2 separate regions of the Homo sapiens genome follow, and region 1 is linked to region 2. Evidence: read pairs that join two places in POLR2A ChIA-PET (ENCODE). Cell type or tissue: MCF 10A. All regions are shown on one strand. Links, peaks and the distances in the headings refer to the core of each region. The heading gives the core; the rest is flanking DNA.

The links. ChIA-PET counts read pairs that join two places held together with the same protein. Peaks named below come from ENCODE experiments on the same cell type or tissue, not always from the same donor. Only the 100,000 strongest peaks of a DNase experiment are listed, where the experiment ranks them.
Region 1: POLR2A ChIA-PET joins it to region 2 with 18 read pairs; 8 of 35 experiments call an interaction of 5 or more read pairs at or near these places.

Annotation. Positions count from the first base shown.
Region 1 is chr16:15,961,021-15,972,272 of GRCh38, forward strand. All of the region lies in intron 1 of ABCC1 (ATP binding cassette subfamily C member 1 (ABCC1 blood group)), which reads left to right. Among named protein-coding and RNA genes, the nearest start is that of ABCC1, 17 kb to the left of the region's middle. RefSeq lists enhancers at 9,155-9,794, 9,795-10,433, 10,434-11,073. In MCF 10A, for the core only: no CTCF peak of the experiment used is centred there; a DNase peak (open chromatin) is centred at 6,111.
Region 2 is chr16:15,895,231-15,904,551 of GRCh38, forward strand. It overlaps LOC107984869 (a long non-coding RNA gene), which reads right to left. Exons shown (of 3, transcript XR_001752339.2): 3 at 7,318-7,762. Among named protein-coding and RNA genes, the nearest start is that of CEP20, 11 kb to the left of the region's middle. RefSeq lists an enhancer at 4,008-5,207. In MCF 10A, for the core only: no CTCF peak of the experiment used is centred there; a DNase peak (open chromatin) is centred at 4,601.

The DNA.
Region 1 (11,252 bases), core at 1,635-9,634, 67 kb after region 2:
TTTTAAAATAGATGGGGGTCTTGCTATGCTGCTCAGGCTGGTCTCGAACTCCTGGGCTCAAGCAATCCACCCACCTTGGCCCTTCCATGTGCTGGGATTACAGGCATGAGGCACTACGCCCTGCTGAATCTCAGGTCTTAAAAATTCAGTTTATTTTGTTTTATGAGTCTCTTCTCTTTCTCAGAACCTTAACTGAAACGTTTGTGATCAAGACCAACTTGGGTTTCCCCACTCCCCAGTTGCCTTTGATTCTCCGCCAAAGGCTTGTTCGTAAGATGATGAGGTACTTTTTTCCTGTGGTTAAGAGGACTTTCTATAGGTTGCTAGAAAACTCTTGTTTTAAAACAAGATGTTGTTGAATTGATCTGGCTGATTGCAGGAGGAAGATCTTGTACTGCAACTTTGTTGATGATGCTAATACTTTAAGGTGAATATTCTAGAAGAATATAAAGGGAAAAATAAAAGTTTTAGTATGTTCCCACCCTGCCCTTTGTTCCCAGAAGTAGCCGTTATTGATGATGGTTGTTGATGATAGTTTCTTGGGTGTTTTTCGAGAAAAGTTTCAAGTATATGCAAATGTATGTGCAAGAACGTGTTCGTTTGTGTGTATATGTTTACATATTCATTTTTTCCCTCCCTAGTTGGGTATTTTAAATACTGTTTTGTCTCTTGTTCTCTTCACTTAACCAGTGTTGATTTTCTTGCCATTTTAAGCCCATGCAAATTGAAAGTAAAAGCCAATCAAATCAACTTTTTTTTTTTTTTTTTTTTAAACAAGCCACGCATTTGCCTGTTAAATGGCTGAGCCATGTATTCACCCATTCCCCTCTTGGTGTCTATCAAGGTCATTCCCAGTTCCTGGTTTCTTGCTGTGATAAGCAGTGCTGCACTGAAGGCACATGTATGCAAATATATGTAAATGATTCAGCAGAATAAATTTTCCCACAGGAAATTGCTAGGTTGACAGTATGTGCATTTTGAAATTTGATAGTTAATTGTCAGGTTACTGCAGCAGTTTATACTCCCACTAATGGGCCCACCAGCACTTATTAAGCACCTGTTGTTTTCCTGCCATATCAGAAAAATTGAGCAAGCTGGGAAGTGATCAGGCCCATGTTGCTTGGCTGTGTGTGAGAGGGCTTTGCCCAGTTAAGTTAAACCTTACTTTCCAGAGGTCAGGAGATCAAAGCAGAAGTGTGCTTTGGTTTTGTTCAGTTTTTTAAAAGATGTGTTTAAATTTTAAACATCTTTGGACTTATTTTAAAAATTGCTTTTAAATCAATAATTTAACAATGTGTAAAAACATTACTGATAGTCTCACCATGCTAATGTCACTCTGATTTTTACACCTAAACTAATTTAATTGCAGAGTTTTCTGATCACAAGTGACATGTGTTCCATATGACAGAACAAACAATACAAAGATATTTAAATAAAGCCTGAACATGGTACTGATATTAGTTTGTTCATGCTGCTATGAAAAAATACCTGAGACTGCGTAGTTTATAAAGGAAAGAGGTTTAATTGACTCACAGTTCTGCATGGCTGGGGAGGCCTCAGGAAACTTAAAATGATGGTGGAAAGGAAAGCAAACATGTCCTTCTTCACATGGTGGCAGGAGACAGAAGTGCAGAGTAAAGAGGAGAAAAGCCGGTATAAAACCATCAGATCTTCTGAGGACTCACTATCAGGAGAACAGCATGGGGGAACCGCTCCCATGATCTAATCACCTCCAGTGAGGTCCCTCCACCAACACGTGGGGATTACAATTAAGATTACAATTCAAGATGAGATTTGTGCGGGGACACAGAGCCGTGCCATATCATTCTGCCCCTGGCCCCTCCCAAATCTCATCTTTCTCATATTTCAAAACACAATTATGCCTTCCCAACAGTTCCCCAAAGTCTTAACTCATTTCAGCATTAACTCAAAAGTCTATGTCCAAAATCTCATCTGAGACAAAATCTAGTCTCTTTCACCTATCAGCCTGTAAAATCAAAAGAAGTTAGTTAGTTCCTAGATACAATGGGGGTACAGGCATTGGATAAATACACCCGTTTGAAATGGGAGAAATTGGCCAAAACAAAGGGGCTGCAGGCCCCATGCAAGTCTGAAATCCAATAGGCCAGTCATAAAACTTTCAAGTTCCATAGTTATCTCCTTTGACTCCGTGTCTCACATCCAGGTCACACTGTTGCAAGAGGTGGGCTTCCACGGCCTTGGGCAGCTCTGCCCCTGTGGCTTTGCAGGGTATAGCCCCGCTCCTGGCTGCTTTCACAGGTTGGCGTTGAGTGTCTCCGTCTTTTCCAGGCACACGATGTAGCTGCAGGTGGATCTACCATTCTGGGTTCTGGATGGTGGCCCTTTTCTCACAGCTCCATTAGGCAGTACCCCAGTGGGGACTCTGTGTGGGGGCTCTGACCCCATATTTCCCTTCTTTACTGCATTGGTAGAGGTTCTCCATAAAGGCTCCACCCCTGCAGCAAACTTCTGGCTGGACATCCAGGCATTTGCATACATCCTCTGAAATCTAGGTGGAGGTTTCCAAACCTCAGTTCTTTAGTTCTATGTACCCACAGGCTCAATACCACATGGAAGCTGCCGAGGCTTGGGGCTTGCACCCTCTGAAGGCACAGCCTGAGCTGTGTACCTTGGCTCCTCTTAGCCATGACTGGAGTGGCTGGGCACCAAGTCCTAAGGCTGCACACATCAGGGGGGCCCTGGACCCAGCCCAGGAAACCGTTTTTCCCTCCTAGGCCTGTGATGGGAGGGGCTGCTGTGAAGGTTTGTGATATGCCCTGGAGACATTTTCCCCATTGTCTTGGAATTGGGCTCCTTGTTACTTTTGCAAGTTTCTGCAGCCGGCTTGAATTTCTCTTCAGAAAATGGGTTTTTCTTTTTACATTGTCAGACTGCAAATTTCCACACTTTTTTTTTTTTTGAGATGGAGTCTCTCTCTGTTGCCCAGGCTAGAGTGCAATGGCATGATCTCGGCTCATTGCAACCTCTGCCTCCTGGGTTCAAGCAATTCTCCTGCCTCAGCATCCCGAGTAGCTGGGATTACAGGCACCCGCCATCATGCCTGGCTAATGTTTGTATTTTTGTAGAGACAGGATTTCACCATGCTGGCTAGACTGGTCTCGAATTCCTGACCTCAAGTGATCTGCCCACCTTGGCCTCCCAAAGTGCTGGGATTACAGGCGTGAGCCACTGCGCCCGGCCAATTTCCACCCTTTTATGCTCTGCTTCCTCTTGAATGCTTTGCTGCTTAGTAATTTCTTCCCCTAGATGCCCTAAATCTTCTCTCTCAAGTTCAAAGTTCCACAGATCTCTAGGGCAGGGTCAAAATGCTGCCAGTCTCTTTGCTAAAGCATAGCAAGGATCAGGAGAACAGCATGGGGGAACCGTCCCCATGATCTAATCACCTCCCATGATGTCCCTTCCCTAATATGTGGGGATTCCAATTCAGATTACAATTCAAGATGGGATTTAGGTGGGGACACAGAGCCAGACCATATCAGTAATCTCTTGGGCTAACCAATAACCAATGTATTCTTGTATTTTTTCTTTGAAATTTTATAAATATTTATAAATTTAAATAACATTTAAATCAAAATGGATTATGTTGTAATCATTACTCTGCCAGTTTTTTTTTTTTAATTTTTAAATTTATTTTTTGTAGAGACAGGATCTCCCTATGTTACCCAGGCTGGTTTTGAACCCCTGGACTGAATCGATCCTCCGGCTTTGGCCTCCCAAAGTGCTGGGATCAAAGTTTGTTAATTTGATAGCTAAAATATATTTTCATCTGCATTTCAATTACAATTAGAAGCTATGTATCCTGCAACATATTTTCCAGCAATTTGTGTATTTTCAGTGTGTCTTTCTGAGTCCTTTTTGGGTATGCCTGGACTAGTTTGTCTTTTTCCTGTTAGTTTGTAAGGGCTCTTGTTATTGTGGGACCTTTCCTCTTTGTCCATCACCTGTATTGTATAAATATTTTGTTACAGGCTATTGTTTTCCTATTGGCATATTAACATTTGAGTCTTGTTCTTACTAGTATGTAGTTTTGCAAGGTTGCATTTGTAGCTTGCATACTGTCTCCTATGTTTTTATTTACTGTAATAAGTATTTTCCCATGTACCCACGTAACCTTTTTAATTAAACCTATAAATGTCCAATCGATAGTTCCCTGTGTTGGTGGGCTATAATCACATAATTATTATCTGTGGTTTGACATTTGGGTTGCTGTGTTTTCTTTCTCCTTTTTTTTTTTTATTATTATTTTTGAGACGGAGTCTTGTTCTGTCGCCCAGGCTGAAGTGCAGTGGTGCGACCTTGGCTCACTGCAAGCTCCGCCTCCCAGGTTCACGCCATTCTCCTGCCTCAGCCTCCCAAGTAGCTGGGACTACAGGCACCTGCCACCACGCCTGGCTAATTTTTTTGTGTTTTTAGTAGAGACGGAGTTTCACCGTGTTAGCCAGGATGGTCTTGATCTCCTGACCTTGTGATCTGCCCACTTCGGCCTCCCAAAGTGCTGGGATTACAGGCATGAGCCACTGTGCCCAGCCCCTTTCTCCCTTTTTAACTTTTTTGAGACAGCATCTTATACCATCACCCAGGCTGGAGTGCATTGCGCAATCTTGGCTCCCTGTGACCTCTGCCTCCTGGGTTCAGGTGATTCTCCTGCCTCAGCCGCTGGAGTAGCTGGGATTACACATGTGTACCATGATGCCTGATTAATTTTTGTATTTTCAGTAGAGATGGGGTTTCACCATGTTGGCCAGGCTGGTCTCGAACTCCTGACCTCAGGTGATCTGCCTCCCAACGTGCTGGGATTACAGGCGAGAGCCACCATACCCAGTCATTTTTATTTTTCTTTTAAAGAAAACACTGTCCTGAATACCACATGGGTAGAGTGCGTATTGGCTTATTTCCTTAGATGATGTTCTCAGGAGTGGAATGAATAACATCTGAAAAGGCTTCACTCTAGCCATTGTCTTATTTTCTAAAAGTGAGCTGGCCCAGCTCACCGTTCTAGCAGGGTCTAAGGTTACTTACTGCTGTGGTTATTATTCAGAGTGGACGATGGTGCATGTTAATGTCAGGCACAGCAGGGCGCGGTGGCTCACGACTGTAATCCTAGCACTTTGGGAGGCCGAGGTGGGCGGATCACGAGGTCAGGAGTTGGAGACCAGCATGACCAACATGGTGAAACCCCATCTCTACTAAAAATACAAAAATTAGCTGGCGTGGTGGCAGGCACCTGTAATCTCAGTTACTCGGGAGGCTGAGGCGGGAGAATTGCTTGAACCCAGGAGGCGGAGGTTGCAGTGAACTGAGATTGTGCCACTGCACTCCAGCCTGGGTGACAGAGAGACTTTATCTTAAAAAAAAAAAAAAAAGTCAGGCTTTTCTAGGGTTCCTCCATCAGCCTTGTAAGGCTGGAGACCCGTGGCCAGGAAGAAAATTGGAGCTGTCTGGCACTGGGAAGGGTAACCCAGTAGTTATAATTAGGTTGGCTTATCTGCGAGCCCTTTGATAAGGCTTCACTAATTTACTAACCCAGGATCGCATGTTAGATCAGGATCTCTCTGAGTGCTGCAATTGTAGTTTGCTTTTCTCTCTCTCTTTTTTTTTTTTTTTTAGAGACAGAGACTCACTCTGTTGCCCAGGCTGGAGTGCAGTGGTATGATCATGGCTCACTGCAGCCTTGAACTCCTGGCCTCAAGCGATCTTCCTGCCTTACCCTCCCGAGTGTCTTGGATTATAGATGCTTGTCAACATGCCCAGCTAATTTTTAATTTTTTTTAGAGATGAGGTCTTGCCCTGTCACCCAGGCTGGAGTGCAGTGGCATGAACATAGCTCACTGCAGCCTTAAACTTCTGGCCTCAAGCAGTTCTCCTGCCTCAGCCTTCCAAAGTGCTGGGATTACAGGTGGGCACCACTGTGCCTGGCCTGCAGTGGTTTAATAGGGCTCTTTCATCTTTAACTTTGGTCCCCTGCCCCCTGAGATCCGTGGAGTGAGCCGTTTGACGCTTGGTACTTGGGACAAAGCTGGCCTATGTCCAGTTCTCTGCATACTTGGTAGGGGAGTGTTTGGAGAAAAGGCTCACCTCTGAGTCACACCCTCTATATTCTCCAAAGGGCCATGGGGATGGGGTGGAGGAGGCTGGGGTGAAGAGATGTTGTAGCTCCAGAGAAAGCCAGGGAGGTGTATGCTGGGTGAAGAGGCCAAGTTCAGGAGCCTAGGTTTGAAAATCAGTATAGACGATTCAGGTTAATTCACCCTGTTGTTATAGAGCATCTGTCTGTAGGGTGGCCAGGTCTGGGTGAGTCTCTTGGACAAGATGGGTATCAGGTTTCAGCTCTGAAATTGGACTGATATGTGGGGAGATTCATTCTGCAGTTTTATTTGTAGTTTAGGTTTAAGAAAACTTGGACTGGGCACTGTTGCTGTCGTCTGATCCCAGCACTTAGTGATGCTGAAGTGGGAGGATCACTTGAGCCCAGGAGTTTGAGACCAGCCTGGGCAACAGAAAGACCCCATCTCTACAAAATAATAATAATAATAATTATTATTATTATTATTAGCTGGGCATGATGGGACATGCCTGTAGTCCCAGCTACTCAGGAGGCTGAGGCGGGAGGTTTGCTTGGTCCTGGGAGGTTGAGCTGCAGTGAGCTATGATTGCACCACTGCACTCCAGCCTGGACAACAGCATGGCACTGTCTCCAAAAAAAAAAAAAACAACAAAAAAAAAACTTGTTTAACTACCTAAATCATAGCATTTGTGTGAAGCCAGACTATCACAACTCTGAGAACTGCTGACATATACATATTTTGGAAGTTCCAGGTTTTCTGTTACTATAAACATGGTAGAGATTGAATTACTTAAAGGGACGTCTTTTCTCCTACTCTTTGTCTTGTCTGATGTTATAAGGGGTACAGTATAGAATGAAAACAGTGCAGAAATGAGTGAAACATGAAAATCCCTTCTAGAGATAATTTTCTTTTATTATTTTTTTGAGACGGAGTCTTGCTCCATTGCCCAGTCTGGAGTACAGTGATCTCGGCTCACGGCAACCTCCACCTCCCAAGTTCAAGTGATTCTCCTGCCTCAGCCTCCCGAGTAGCTGGGGTTATAGGTGTGTACCATGCACCACCATGCCCGGCTAATTTTTGTATTTTTAGTAGAGACAGGGTTTGCTGTGTTAGCCAGGCTGGTCTCGAATTCCTGACCTCAGGTGATCCGCCTACCTCGGCCTCCCAAAGTCCTGGGATTACCGGGGTGAGCCACCATGGCCAGCCTCTTCTAGAGACAATCTTATTGGCAGGTTGATGTTTTTAATTTTCAGCCTCTCTTCTCCACAGATCCTAAAGATATAGTAATTTTTTTTTTTGAGACAGAGTCTTGCTCTATTACCCAGGCTGGAGTGCAGGTGGCGTGATCTCTGCTCACTGCAGCCTTCACCTGCCGAGTAGCTAGGACTGCAGGCATGCACCACTATGTCTAGCTAATTTTTGTATTTTTAGTAGAGATGGGGTTTTACCATTTTGGCCAGGCTGGTCTCAAACTCATGACCTCAAGTGATCCACCTGCCGCAGCCTCCCAAAGTGCTGGGATTACAGGTCTAAGCCACCGTGCCCAGCCATAAATACATGGTATTTTTTAAGAACAAGAACGGGATTCTACAAAAACATATATATGTGTATTTTGAGACAGGATCTCCTCTGTTGCTCAGGGTGGAGTGCAGGGGCACGATCATGGCCCACTGCAGCCATGACCTCTCAGGCTCAAGCAATCCTCCCACCTTAGCCTCTGGAGTAGCTGGGACCACAGGTGCCCACCACCATGCCCAGCTAATATTTTTTCTTTTTTTTTTTTGTATTGAAAACAGTCAGCCAGGTGTGGTGGCTCACACCTGTAATCTCAGTACGTTGAGAGGCCGAGGTGGGCAGATCACTTGAGGTCAGTAGTTCAAGGCCAGGCTGTCCAACATGGTGAAACTCCATCTCTACTAAAAATACAAAAATTAACTGTGGTGGCGCTTGCCTATAATCCCAGCTACTGGGAAGGGGGAGGCATAAGGATCACTTGAACCTGGGAGGAGGAGGTTGTAGAGAGCCAAGATGATGGCACTGCACTCCAGCCTGGGCAACAGAGCAAGACTCTGTCTCAGAAAAACAAAACAAAACATATAGTCTTTATTTTTTTGTTTGCGTGGGCTGGTGCATCTTGATTATGATGCATTTTTGTTAATTGATATTTAATTGCAGATGAAATGTAACATGGATCTGAGTAATTGCTGATAATTGTTTCCTCTTTAGGCAGCTGGTCAGTCTTTTTTTTTTTTTTTTTTCTTTTTAAGAGAGTTTCTGTCTTGTTGCCCAGACTGGAGTGCAGTAGCGTGATCTCGGCTCACTGCAACCTCCTTTGCCAGGGTTCGAGTGATTCTCCTGCCTCAGCCCCCCGAGTAGCTGGGATTACAGGCATGTGCCACCACGCCCGGCTACTTTTTGTATTTTTAGTAGAGACGGGTTTTGCCATGTTGGCCAGGCTGGTCTCAAACTCCTGACCTCAGGTGATCCCCCCTGCCTCTGCCTCCCAAAGTGCTGAGATTACAGGCTTGAGCCACTGCTCCCAGCCCATAGTCTTTTTTTTTTTTAAACCTCTGTGTACAGGTAGGTCCTGGGGAAATTCGAGGCAAGACTTGGGTGAGTGGGTATCTTAGACCCTCTCAGGAGCTCTTTGCAGGAGGTAGAATCTCCGAGGGTCAGTGCCCATGAATGGGTCCCATGGCCTGACTGGTCCCATTCAGGTGACAGTCTCTGAGGGTCCTGCATAGCCCTTACCTGGGCTCCATGCTGGGAATCGAGCGGTATACAGAGCATGGTTCCCTGCCTTCCTTGAGCCCCAGTCTTGTTGGGGAAATGGCCAAATAAATGAATAATCATCAGGAAGTGCTATGAAGGGGAGCTGCGTGGTGCCCGGTGAGTGCAATAGCGGGGTTTCATCTGGTTGGAGAGAAAAAAGGAGACTCCTTAAGTGGGGAACCCGTTTGATGATACAGGTTTGGCTATGTGTGTCAAAGACCCCAAATATAGTGGGTTAAGATACAAGCTCATTTCTCTCTCATGTAAAAATCCCAGCTGGTGTGGCAGCTCTGTCCCCAAAATAATCAGGGTCCCAGGCCCCTCCCATCTTGTTGCTCTGCTGTCCTCATCTGCATGGATCAAGATGATGCATCTCCATGTCCACATGGCAGCCAGTAGGAAAGCAGAGTAAGGGCACAACCTGGAGGTTGCCTACGTCTCTCCTCGTCACATCCCATTGGCTTGTACCTAGTCATGTGGTGCCTCTAGCTGCAAAGGAGGCTGGGAAATGTAGTTTCCTTTCTAAGCAGGATGTACCCAGCTGAAGATGTTACTCAGGGATGAGGGAGAGTTGATACTGGAGCGCAGCTAGCAGTTTCTGCTGTATAGGCAAAAGCAGAAGGTAAGAATGTTCTGGGCAGTGGGAAATGCATGTGCAGAAGCACTGGCTTAATGAGGAAGGCCACTGTGGCTGGAGTCAAAGAGTAGGGAAGAGAAAAAGAACCAGAAGGAGGCTGAGAATTGGGCCTGTAGGACTTGGATCCTGTGGGAAGCCTTGGCAGCTTTCTTTCCCCCCTCCTTGCTTAGGCATTAGCTCTAAGACAGGGATATTTACAACACAATTATTTCTTTAAAATTATATATATATTTTAATTTGTACAGATGAGGTCTCCCTGTGTTGTCCAGGTTGGTTTCAAACCCCTGAGCTCAAGCCATCTTCTTGCCTCGGCCTCCGAAAGTGTTGGGATTACAGGTGTGAGCCATTATACCTGGCCTTCAACTCAGTCCCTAAAGACAACTCCTTCTCAAGTGTTGGAAAGAACCAATGACTAATCACTTCTAGTCTGCCTTATCCCCATCTTGCTTGTGTGACTTTGGTAAGAGTTTGTTTGTTTATTTAAAGGAGCAGAGAGTTTAATAGGCAAGAAGGGGCAAGAAAGAAGGGAGAATAAGATCCCCTGTATAGAGACGGAGGAGGGCTCCAAAGCTGAGAGAGGGAACCCCAGCTGCCACAGATAGCAGCTAGGTATATGTACAGAGGCTGGAAGAGGCAGTGTCTGATTTGCATAGGCCTCAGGGGATTGGTTTGACTAGGCATGTCTTTCACGTAGCGCATGAAAAAGCTGGCCCTCCCACCTAGCCTTTTAATATGCAAATGCAGGGTACCATGATCTGCACACTTGGGGAGGTGTGGTGGCGGCCATGTTGCTAGGAACATGTGGGGAAAGGGCAAGAAGGCTGTGGGAATCGCCATGTTTGGGTGGACCCAGTTTCTAATGGCTTGCATTTGCATATCAAAGGTTGCTGGCCTGGCTCTAAGAGCCGGGGCTTTACAAGAAACTTTTCCGGAGTTGCTTTAAAAACCAAACATTTCCCAAGGACCCCTTTTCCTCTCTATTTGCCTAAAATAATTGCTTAACTCCTACATTACCCCCTGTGGAGATGCCACATTAACTGCTGTTAGGGGGTTTTGGGCGACGACTTCTTCTGGCTACTTCCTGGTGAAAAGGGGCGTTGAATGGGGAACAGCAGCTAGGGCTCCTCCTGGGGTGGATCTAAGGGTCCTCGGAAGAATGGCGTGTCCATGTGTGCTTCAGGTTACAGCACCATTTTGAGTTTGATTGCTTCAGTCTGATGAAATAATTTCCTTTCCTGGCCAACACACCAAAATGATACGGCTCCGATGAGTGGGGGAACACCAGGGTTCTTGGTCCTCATGCCGGTTTAGATAAAATGACACAGACACACGTGGAGTGGTTTTAAGGAGTGGAGAGTTTAATAGGCAAGAAGGAAGGGAGAAGGAAGAAGGTCCCCTGTACAGAGACAGAGGGTGGGGGGCTCCAAAGCTGAGAGACGGAACCTCCAGGAGTTGATTTTATAAATAAAATAACATGCGTTGAGGTCACTCTGTGTTGTGTGGTATGCCCAGCCCTCTCTGCACATAACTTGTTTCAGGCCCACAGTCATGCTGGGTGGTTGCTGTAATGACTTTTTATTTTAAATGGGGAATCTGTGACACAGTTAAACATGCGCAGGATCATGTCACTAGCAAGGAGTGGACACGGTATTCAAACCCAGCAGGTTGACTCAAAGCCTGCCCTTTCCCCAGCTGTTTTGCCCCTCAGTCATTTGAGTCTAGTCTTCAGGATTTTG
Region 2 (9,321 bases), core at 1-8,000:
CCAGTAATCCCAAAACTAAGTGTTTGCCCAAGTGAAGTAAAAACTTGTAGGCCGGGCGCGGTGGCTCACGTCTGTAATCCCAGCACTTTGGGGGGCCAAGGCGCATGGATCATTTGAGGTCAGGAGTTTGAGATCAGCCTGAGCAACATGGTGAAACCCCGTCTCTACTAAAAATATAAAAATTAGCCAGGCATGATGGAGCATGCCTATAATCCCAGCTACCCAGGAAAATTAGCCAGGTGTGGTGGAGGGTGCCTGTAATCCCAGCTACCCAGGAGGCTGAGGCAGGAGAATCACTTGAACCCGGGCAGCAGAGGTTGCAGTGAGCCGAGATCGTTTCACTGCACTCCAGCCTGGGCAACAAGAGCTAAAGTCCACCTCACACACACAAAAAAAAGAACTTGTAGCCAGGCACAGTGGCTTATGCCTATAATCCCCACAGTTTATGAGGCCAAAGCGGGATGAACGCTTGAATCTAGAAGTTTGAGACCGGCCTGGGCAACATGGTGAAACCCCATCTCTACAAAAAAAAAAAAATTACAAAAATTAGACAGGCGTGTAGGAGTGAACATGTAGTCCCAGCTACTCCAGAGGCTAAGGTGAGAAGACCTGCAGAGCCTGGGAGGTCCAGGTTGCAGTGAGTCGTGATCACACCACTGCACTCCAGTCTGGGCAACATAGTGAAACTGTGTTTCAAAAAAATAAAAAATGTTCTCTGGTGAGGACTCGGTGATTGAGGGTCAGTGTTCGATGGAGACTTACTTTTTTTTTTCTTTTTGAGACAGTCTCTGTTGCCCAGGCTGGAATGCAATAGCACCATCATAGCTCACTACAGCCTCGACCTCCAGGCTCAACTGATCCTTCAGCCTCCCGAGTAGCTGGGACCACAGGCACGTGCCGCCACGCCCAGCTATTTTTATTTTTTGTAGAGATGGGGTCTCACCATGTTGCTCAAGCTGATCTCAAATTCTTGGGCTCAAGCAATCCTCCTGCCTCGAACTCCCAAAGGCCTGGGGTTGCAGGCATAAAACACCACACCCAGCCTTACTTTTGTCCATAGACTTATTTTAATTTATTAATTAATTTATTTATTTGAGACTGAGTCTTGCTCTATTGCCCAGGCTGGAGTGCAGTGGCACGATCTGGGCTCACTGCAACCTCCGCCTCCCAGGTTCAAGCAATTCTAGTGCCTCAGCCTCCCGAGCAGCTGGGATTACAGGTGCACACCATCATGCCTGGCTAATTTTTGTATTTTTAGTAGAGACAGGGTTTCACCATGTTGGCCAGGCTGGTTTCGAACTCCTGACCTCAAGTGATCCTCCTGTCTCGGCCTCCCAAAGTGCTGGGATTACAGGTGTGAGCCACCGTGCCCAGCCTAATTTTAACTTTTAACTATGTACATGCATTACTGTGCACAACCAGCTGTGGGCAAGTACAGCCCAATAGCCCCTCCTCTTCACTGTCTTGAGTATCTCTTGCTCGTTGTTGAGGGCCCGTCTAGCGCCATGCCCCATAGGCTGCCTATAGGAGTCCTTTTGACCCTTCAGGCACCCACACAATTGTGGAAATGTGGCTGGACCAACAAATAGTGGGAGTGAGTGGTAATCCATGTGTGACATGCGAGAGGTGCACATTTTTTTCTCTCTCTCTTTTTTTTTTCCATAGAAATATAAAATGTTTGTAGAAATGTAAAATCTTTTGTTTTTCTTTTTTTTTATTTTTCCAGACAGGGGTTAACTCTGTCACCCAAGTTGGGCTGCAGTGGTGCAGTCACAGCTCACTGCAGCCTCAACATCCCAGTCTAAGGGATCCTCCCACCTCAGCCTCCTGAGTAGCTGGGACTACAGGTGTGTGTCATCACACCTGGCTACTTCTTTTATTTTCTGTAGAAGCAGAGTCTCGCTATGTTGCCCAGGCTAGTCTTAAACTCCTGGTCTCAAACAAATTCTCCCACCTCAGCCTCCCAAAGTGCTGGGATTACAGGCATGAGGCACTATGCCCAGCCTGTAATCTTATTAGCACACAGCCATGCCCCCCACTTTTTTTTTTTTTATTTTTGAGAGAGGTTCTCACTCTCACCCAGGCTGGAGTGCAGTGGCATGATAAGGGGTCACTGCAGCTTCAACCTCCCCTGGCTCAGGCAATCCTCCCATCTCATCCTCCCAAGTAGCTGGGACTACTTGTGCATGCCACCATGCCCAGCTAATTTTTTGTATTTTTTGTAGAGATAGGGTTTCGCCATGTTGCTCAGACTGGTCTTGAACTCCTAGATTCAAGCATTCTGCCCACCTCAGCCTCCCAAAGTGCTGGGATTAATTACAGGCGTGAGCCACCGCATCTGGCCGCCTGCCTGTTTCTTAATGCATTGTCTATGGGCGCTTTTACACGGCAACAGAGGAATTGAGAAGCTGCAACAGAACTCACTTAAAATATTTTACCCGGCACTTGAAGAAAACATTTGTCCACTCTTGAATTCTTTTTCATACTTTTTCTAGGCCACAGGTATATTATTAACAGATTAACCATTATTTTTTTTTTCAGCTATAGCCAATAATAATAAAAAAGAGCAACTCACATTGATGGTGCCCTTATTGTGTGTGTGTCGTTTCATGGCATCCTGAAGACAGCTGAGAGACAGATGTGATCATGCCTGTTTTACAGATGGAAACTGAGGTTTGGAGGGTTGAAGTTGCTTCTGAGTAAATGGCTGAGTCAGTGCAACTTGACCCCAGTTCTGCTCCACTCACCCAACGTTGCTCAGCCGTTTTCGGTTGTTTCAGTTTCACTGCAGACACTTCTCTGTTCTCCCCCTGCCCTCCTTCTCTCCCCCAAACTCTCTCTCTTCCTTCTCCTCCTTTCTCTTCTTCTGCTCCCCAATCCCCCTCCTCCTCTTTCATCTTCTTCCTCCTCCTCCTTCCTCCTCCCAGCCCTCCTCCTCCTCCTCAACCTCCTCCCCTTCTATCTCCTCCCCCTCCTCCTCTTTCTTCTCCCTCGCCCTCCTCTCTTCTTTTCTCTCCCCCAACCCCCTCTCTACTGGGCCTTTGCATGTGCCCATCCCCCAGCCTGGAAACTTCCTCCTGTTCTGGTTAATTTCTGCTCATTCTCCAGGTCTCAGTCTACCTTTTTGTTGTCGTTGTTGTTGTTGTTGAGACGGAGTCTCGTTCTGTTGCCCAGGCTGGAGTGCAGTGGTGCGATCTCGGCTCACCGCAAGCCCCGCCTCCCAGGTTCACGCCATTCTCCTGCCTCAGCCTCCCGAGTAGCTGGGACTACAGGTGTGCGCCACTGCACCTGGCTAATTTTTCGTATTTTTAGTAGAGATGCGGTTTCACCATGTTGGCCAGGCTGGTCTCAAACTCCTGGGCTCAAGCGATCCACTTGCCTCAGCCTCCCAAAGTGCTGGGATTACAGGCATGAGCCACCGTGCCTGGTCTCCAGGTCTGTTTAAATGTCATTTCTTCCTAAAGCTTTCCTGGCTAATTCGATTCTTCTTCTCAAATGTATCTTGGGGGGTGAAAGGTCTGAGAAGAGGGAGGGGCATAGAGATAAAGGAAGCTTCCAACAGAGGTGCATCACCAATGCCCTTCTCCCAGGTCCGAGGTCATACCCCTGGCTCGAGGGGAGGCGGCTTCCGATGCCTGGTCCATGCTGGGGTATCAAGTTCCAGCCCTCTCACCCCAGTTTGGGACAATTCTGTAGGACCGCCTCACTGGCAGAGCTTGCTGAGGGAGTAAGCTGAGGCCTTTGTAGGCCACAAGGTTGAGACCAGCCTGAGCATCATAGTAGGGCCTTGTTTCTATGAAAACATTTTTTTAAAAAATGAAACTTCCCACATGACAATTTTTTTTTTTGAGACGGAGTCTCACTCTGTCACCCAGGCTGGAGTGCAATGGTGCGATCTCAGCTCACTGCCACTTCCGCCTCCCAGGTTCAAGTGATTCTCATCTCAGCCTCTCAAGTAGCTGAGATTACAGGTGCCCACCACCACACCTGGCTAATTTTTATATATTTTAGTAGAGATGGGGTCTCGCCATGTTGGCCAGGCTGGTCTTGAACTCCTGACTTCAAGTGATCCGCTCATCTCTGCCTCCCAAAGTGCTGGGATTACAGCCATGAGCCACAGCGCCCGGCTTCCCCATGACAATTTTAAACATGAGAACTATGTATATGCCACAGTCTGGAACTTGGGATCTCAAATAATCTTGGATTCCTTGTTCTCAGTCCCCATACAGAAGGGAGGAGGGCTGGCCTTTGGACTCCCCCAAATCTGGGTTCGAATCCCAGCTCCACCACTGCAAGTCTGGTTGCTCTGGACCAGTTACTTAACGTTCTCTAAATGTCAGTTACATCCGTGAGATAAGCTACCTCGCGGGACTTCATTCAGTCCTTCTTCAAATATCTGTAGAATATTTGTAGGCTGAGGCCTTTGCTGGGACCGTGGAGAAGCCCAACTTCCTCCTCCCTTTCCCCCACTTCCTAGGCTTTGATCCAGCCCTGGAGCCTTGATCGAATTGATCTCTCTTTCAAGTCTTCCAGGGAGGCTGTGACTCAATCCTAGAAACCAGGGGCAGGTCCAGGCTGCCTGTGGTCTACTTGCTCCACTTCCTCAGGTGCTCAAGGGTGACTCATCACTCAGTAAGTTCAGAGCAGAGGGCGTTCTCCTCAATGTGTGCCAGGAGCACAGCAGGAATGTAGGCACCCTCAGAGCTCCCCAGAATTCCCTAACCCTGGACCACACTGTGGCATTGCAGCCTATGTGGGGCTGAGGCTCTGTTTCACATTGGGTGCCCAATGGACTGCTTTACAGGACAGATGCCTTGTTATCCTGCTCTGCTCCGGTAGAACAAATATTTGTAGAAGGACCGAATGAAGTCCTGCAAGGTAGCTCATCTCACAGACGAAACTGATGTTTAGAGAACATTAAATAACTGGCCCAGAGCAACCAGACTTAAAGTGGTGGAGCTGGGATTCAAACCCAGATTTGGGGGAGTCCAAAGGCCAGCCCTCCTCCCTTCTGTATGGGGACTGAGAACACGGAATCCATGACCATTTGAGATCCCAAGTTCCAGACTGTGGCATGTACATAGTTCTCATGATTAAAATTGTCACGTGAGAAGTTTCATTAAAATTTTTTTTTTTTTTTTTTTTTTTTGTAGAGACAAGGTCTCACTATGTTGTCCAGGCTGGTCTCAAGCTCCTGACCTCAAGCGATCCTCCTGCCTCAGCCTACCAAATTGTTGGGATTGTAGGTGTGAACCACTGCACTCTGCCCAGAGGTTTCAAAGTGAACTTTTTTTCTTTAATCAAGATGGGGTCTCACTATGTTGCCCAGACTGGTCTCAAACTCCTGAGCTCAAGCGATCCTCCCGCCTTGGCATCCCAAATTGCTGGGCTTACAGGCATGAGCCACTGCACCTGGCCTCAAAGTGGAATGTTTTTAGTGGGGGGAAGGTGCTGGATATTACTGTCAGTCCTTTAGAGGAAGTAAAATAAATCCTACAGGTACATTGACATTCTCAGGTCACTTTCAGAGGGATGAGCAATAAATTCATTCAATGCCTTCTTTACTAAAAGCATTAGAGATAAAGAAATTCTGGAAGTAAATCTTGCTGAAATGCATTTTGTCAGGGGAACTCAGTTGAACAAAAACTAAAGGTTGAGTTCAGAAAAGGTAAATGTCTTTTACCAAGATTTAGTTCTTTTCTTCCAGGTAGATATGCCTTTTCTTAGGATCTGGAGTGAGAGGCTGTTGGAAAATAAGGGTTGGGGAAAGCCACAGATGGAATTTTACAAATTGGAGACAGCTACTTAATAGAAACGGCATCTCATCAGACAAGTCAAGGCAACTGTTGAAAATATGACATGTCTCTCTATCAGCCATTCATGGCCCAGGACACTATGGCAACCAAATCCAAACTGCTGGTTCAAAGAGATTAGTCTGAATCCCAAAAGAATCCTAATTCTCTCCTGATTTATTAAGGAAGAAAACAACAACCGCCTTTATTTGCAATATTATTGCATTGCATGCAATCCTAGGAAAAGGTGTGGCTGTTATTTTTGAAGAAGTACTCACCCTATACTAGATACAGTATGAAACATTATTCATGCGTCATTGCATTTATTTCTCACGTGATCTCAAGAGGTAGATGCTACTGTCATCCTGATTTTAAGATGAAGAAAGCAAGCCTTAGGGAGTTAAAGGGAACTGCCCAAGGTCAAACAGCTGGAAAGAGACTTGGCCAGACGCAAAAACAGTCTGATGCCCGGTTCAAGGTCCTTTAGTTTCATCTGTCCAGTAAGTAGACAGAGTATTTGATACTTGGGCTGGACTAGACAAATCTATGATGTGTAATTGTTCTGTGAACTCACAGATCCTAGCGTGAAGAGTTTTTTGTTTTGTTTTGTTTTGGTTTTTTTAGATGCAGTTTCGCTCTTCTTGCCTACGCTGGAGTGCAATGGCGTGATCTTGGCTCACTGCAACCTCCACCTTCCGGGTACAAGTGATTCTCCTGCCTCAGCCTCCTGAGTAGCTGGGACTACAGGCACCCACCACCACGCCCGGCTAATTTTTTGTATTTTTAGTAGAGATGGGGTTTCACTATGTTGGCCAGGCTGGTCTCAAACTCCTGACCTCAAGTGATCCACCCGCCTCAGCCTCTCAAATTGCTGGGATTACAGGCGTGAGCCACTGTGCCCGGCCTTTTTTTTTTTTTTTTTTTAGATAGGGTCTTGCTCTGTCGCCCAGGCTAGAGTGCAGTGGTACAATCATAGCTCACTGTAGCCTTGAATTCCTGGGCTCAAGCGATTCTCCCACCTCAACCTCCCTGAGTGGCTGGGACTACAGGTGCGTACCATTACAACACCTGGCTAATTTTTTTTTATTTTTTAATATTTTGTAGAGACAAATTCTTGTTATGTTACCCAAGGTGGTATTGAACTCCTGGCCTCAAGTGATCCTCCCACCTTGTCCTCCCAAAGTTCTGAGATTACAGGTGTGAGCCACTGTGCTTAACCAAGTGAAGACTTTTTTGGCTAGCTCAACCCTGTAATTCCAGCACTTTGGGAGGCCGAGGTGGGTGGATCACCTGAGGTCAGGAGTTCAACACCAGCACGGCCAACATGGCAAAACCCTGTCTCTACTAAAAATACAAAAATTAGCTGGGCATGGTGGTGGGCGCCTGTAGTCCGAGCTACTCAGGAGGCTGAGGCAGGAGAATTGCTGGAACCTGGGAGGCGGAGGCTGCAGTGAGCCGAGATCACACCACTGCACTCCAGTCTGGACGACAGAGCAAGACTCTGTCTCAAAAAAAACCCCAAAAACAAAAAACAAAAATCAAAACAAACAAAAAGCCCAAAGGAGGACTTTTTCATGCTGATAAAGAATGTAGGATAAACCTGATACCCTCTCCAAAATCTCTTCCAATTTTCCTAACCTCTGTACCAATGAGGACTTCCTTTCCTTTCTGACTTTCGATCAATGTAACAAAAATAAAATTGAAGCAGAGAAGGGTTAAGTATGTTGCTCAAGGTCTTGCAGGTGATTTGGGTTAGAGCCAATCTTGAACTCAGCCAGGTGAGGTGGCACCTGGTTCCATGACTGGACCCTCCCTGCTGCCCTGGTTTGCGAGAAGATTCTTACACACATGTCCCTGATCTCCTTGAAGCTTTGATTTTCCACCTAGAGCCCCACTGCAGCATCCTGGTTATCTGCGCAAGCTCTGTTGTTACACTGAACTGGATGGTGAATCCTGGGTACCTGTGTGGCCTTGGGCAAAAAAAAAAAAAAAAAAAAAAGCACCTCTCTGAGCTTCCATTTCTTTCATTCTTTCTTTCCCTTTCCCCTCTCCTCCCCTCCCCTCCCCTCCCCTTCTCTCTCTCTCTCTCTCTCTCTCTCTCTCTCTTTCTTTGTTGGAGTCTCCGTCTGTTGTGCAGGCTGGAGTGCAGTGGCGCAATCTTGGCTTGCTACAACCTCTGCCTCCTGGCTTCAAGCAATTCTCCTGCCTTGGCCCCCCTGACGAGCTGGGATTACAGGCATGCACCACCATGCCAGCTAATGTTTGTATTTTTGTAGAGATGGGGTTTTGCCATGTTGGCCAGGCTGGTCTCAAACTTCTGACCTCAAGTATTACGCCCATTTTGGCCTCCCAAAGTGCTGGGATTACAGGTGTGAGCCACCACACACGTTCTTGGGCCTCCATTTCTACAGCTATTAAAAGGAGGCCATAATAGTACCTAACTCCTGGGATATTATCGTGGCTAAAATGAGCTAATGGGCCAGGTGCGGTGGCTCACATCTGTAATCCCAGTACTTTCGGAGGCCGAGGCGGGTGGATTACCTGAGGTCAGGAGTTCGAGATCAGCCTGGCCAACATGGCGAAAGCCCGTCTCTACTAAAAATACAAAAATTAGCCAGGTGTGGTGGCTTGCACCTGTAGTCCCAGCTACTCGGGAGTCTGGGGCAAGAGAATCGCTTGAACCCAGGAGGTGGAGGTTGCAGTGAGCTGAGATTGTGCCACTGCACTCCAGCCTGAGTGACAGAGCTAGACTCCATCTCAAAAACTAATAATAATAATAATAATAATAATAATAATAATAATAATAATATCATAATAAGATGGGCCTGGCGCGGTGGCTCACGCCTGTAATCCCAGCACTTTACTCTACTAAATCTCTACTAAAAATACAAAAATTAGCCAGGTGTGGTGGCGGGTGCCTGTAATCCCAGCTACTTGGGAGGCTGAGGCAGGAGAATCACTTGAACCTGGGAGGCGGAGGTTGAAGTGAGCCAAGATGGCGCCATTGCACTCCAGCCTGGGAAACAGGAGTGAAACTCTGTCTCAAAAAAATTAAATAAATAAATAAGTAAATAAATAAATAAAATGAACTAATGCATGAAGAGCACTTAGTTAAATTAAATAAATAAATAAAATTTTTAAAAAATAAAATTAATTAAATAATAAATAAATAAATAAAATGAACTAATGCATGCAACAACTTAGCACAGTGCCTAGGACATAATAGGCACTCGATAAGTGGGCTGGGCGTAGTGGCTCATGCCTGTAATCTGAGCACTCTGGGAGGCTGAGGCGGGCAGATCACCTGAGCTCAGGAGTTCAAGACCACCCTGGGCAACATGGCGAAACCCCATCTGTACAAAAATTACAAAAATTAGCTGACCATGGTGATACCCACCTGCAGTTCCAGCTACTTGGGAGGCTGAGGTGGGAGGATCACTTGAGCCCGGGAGACTAAGGTTGCTGTGAGCCCAGATCATGCCACTACACTCCAGCCTGGTGGACAAAGCTAGACCCTGTCACACACACA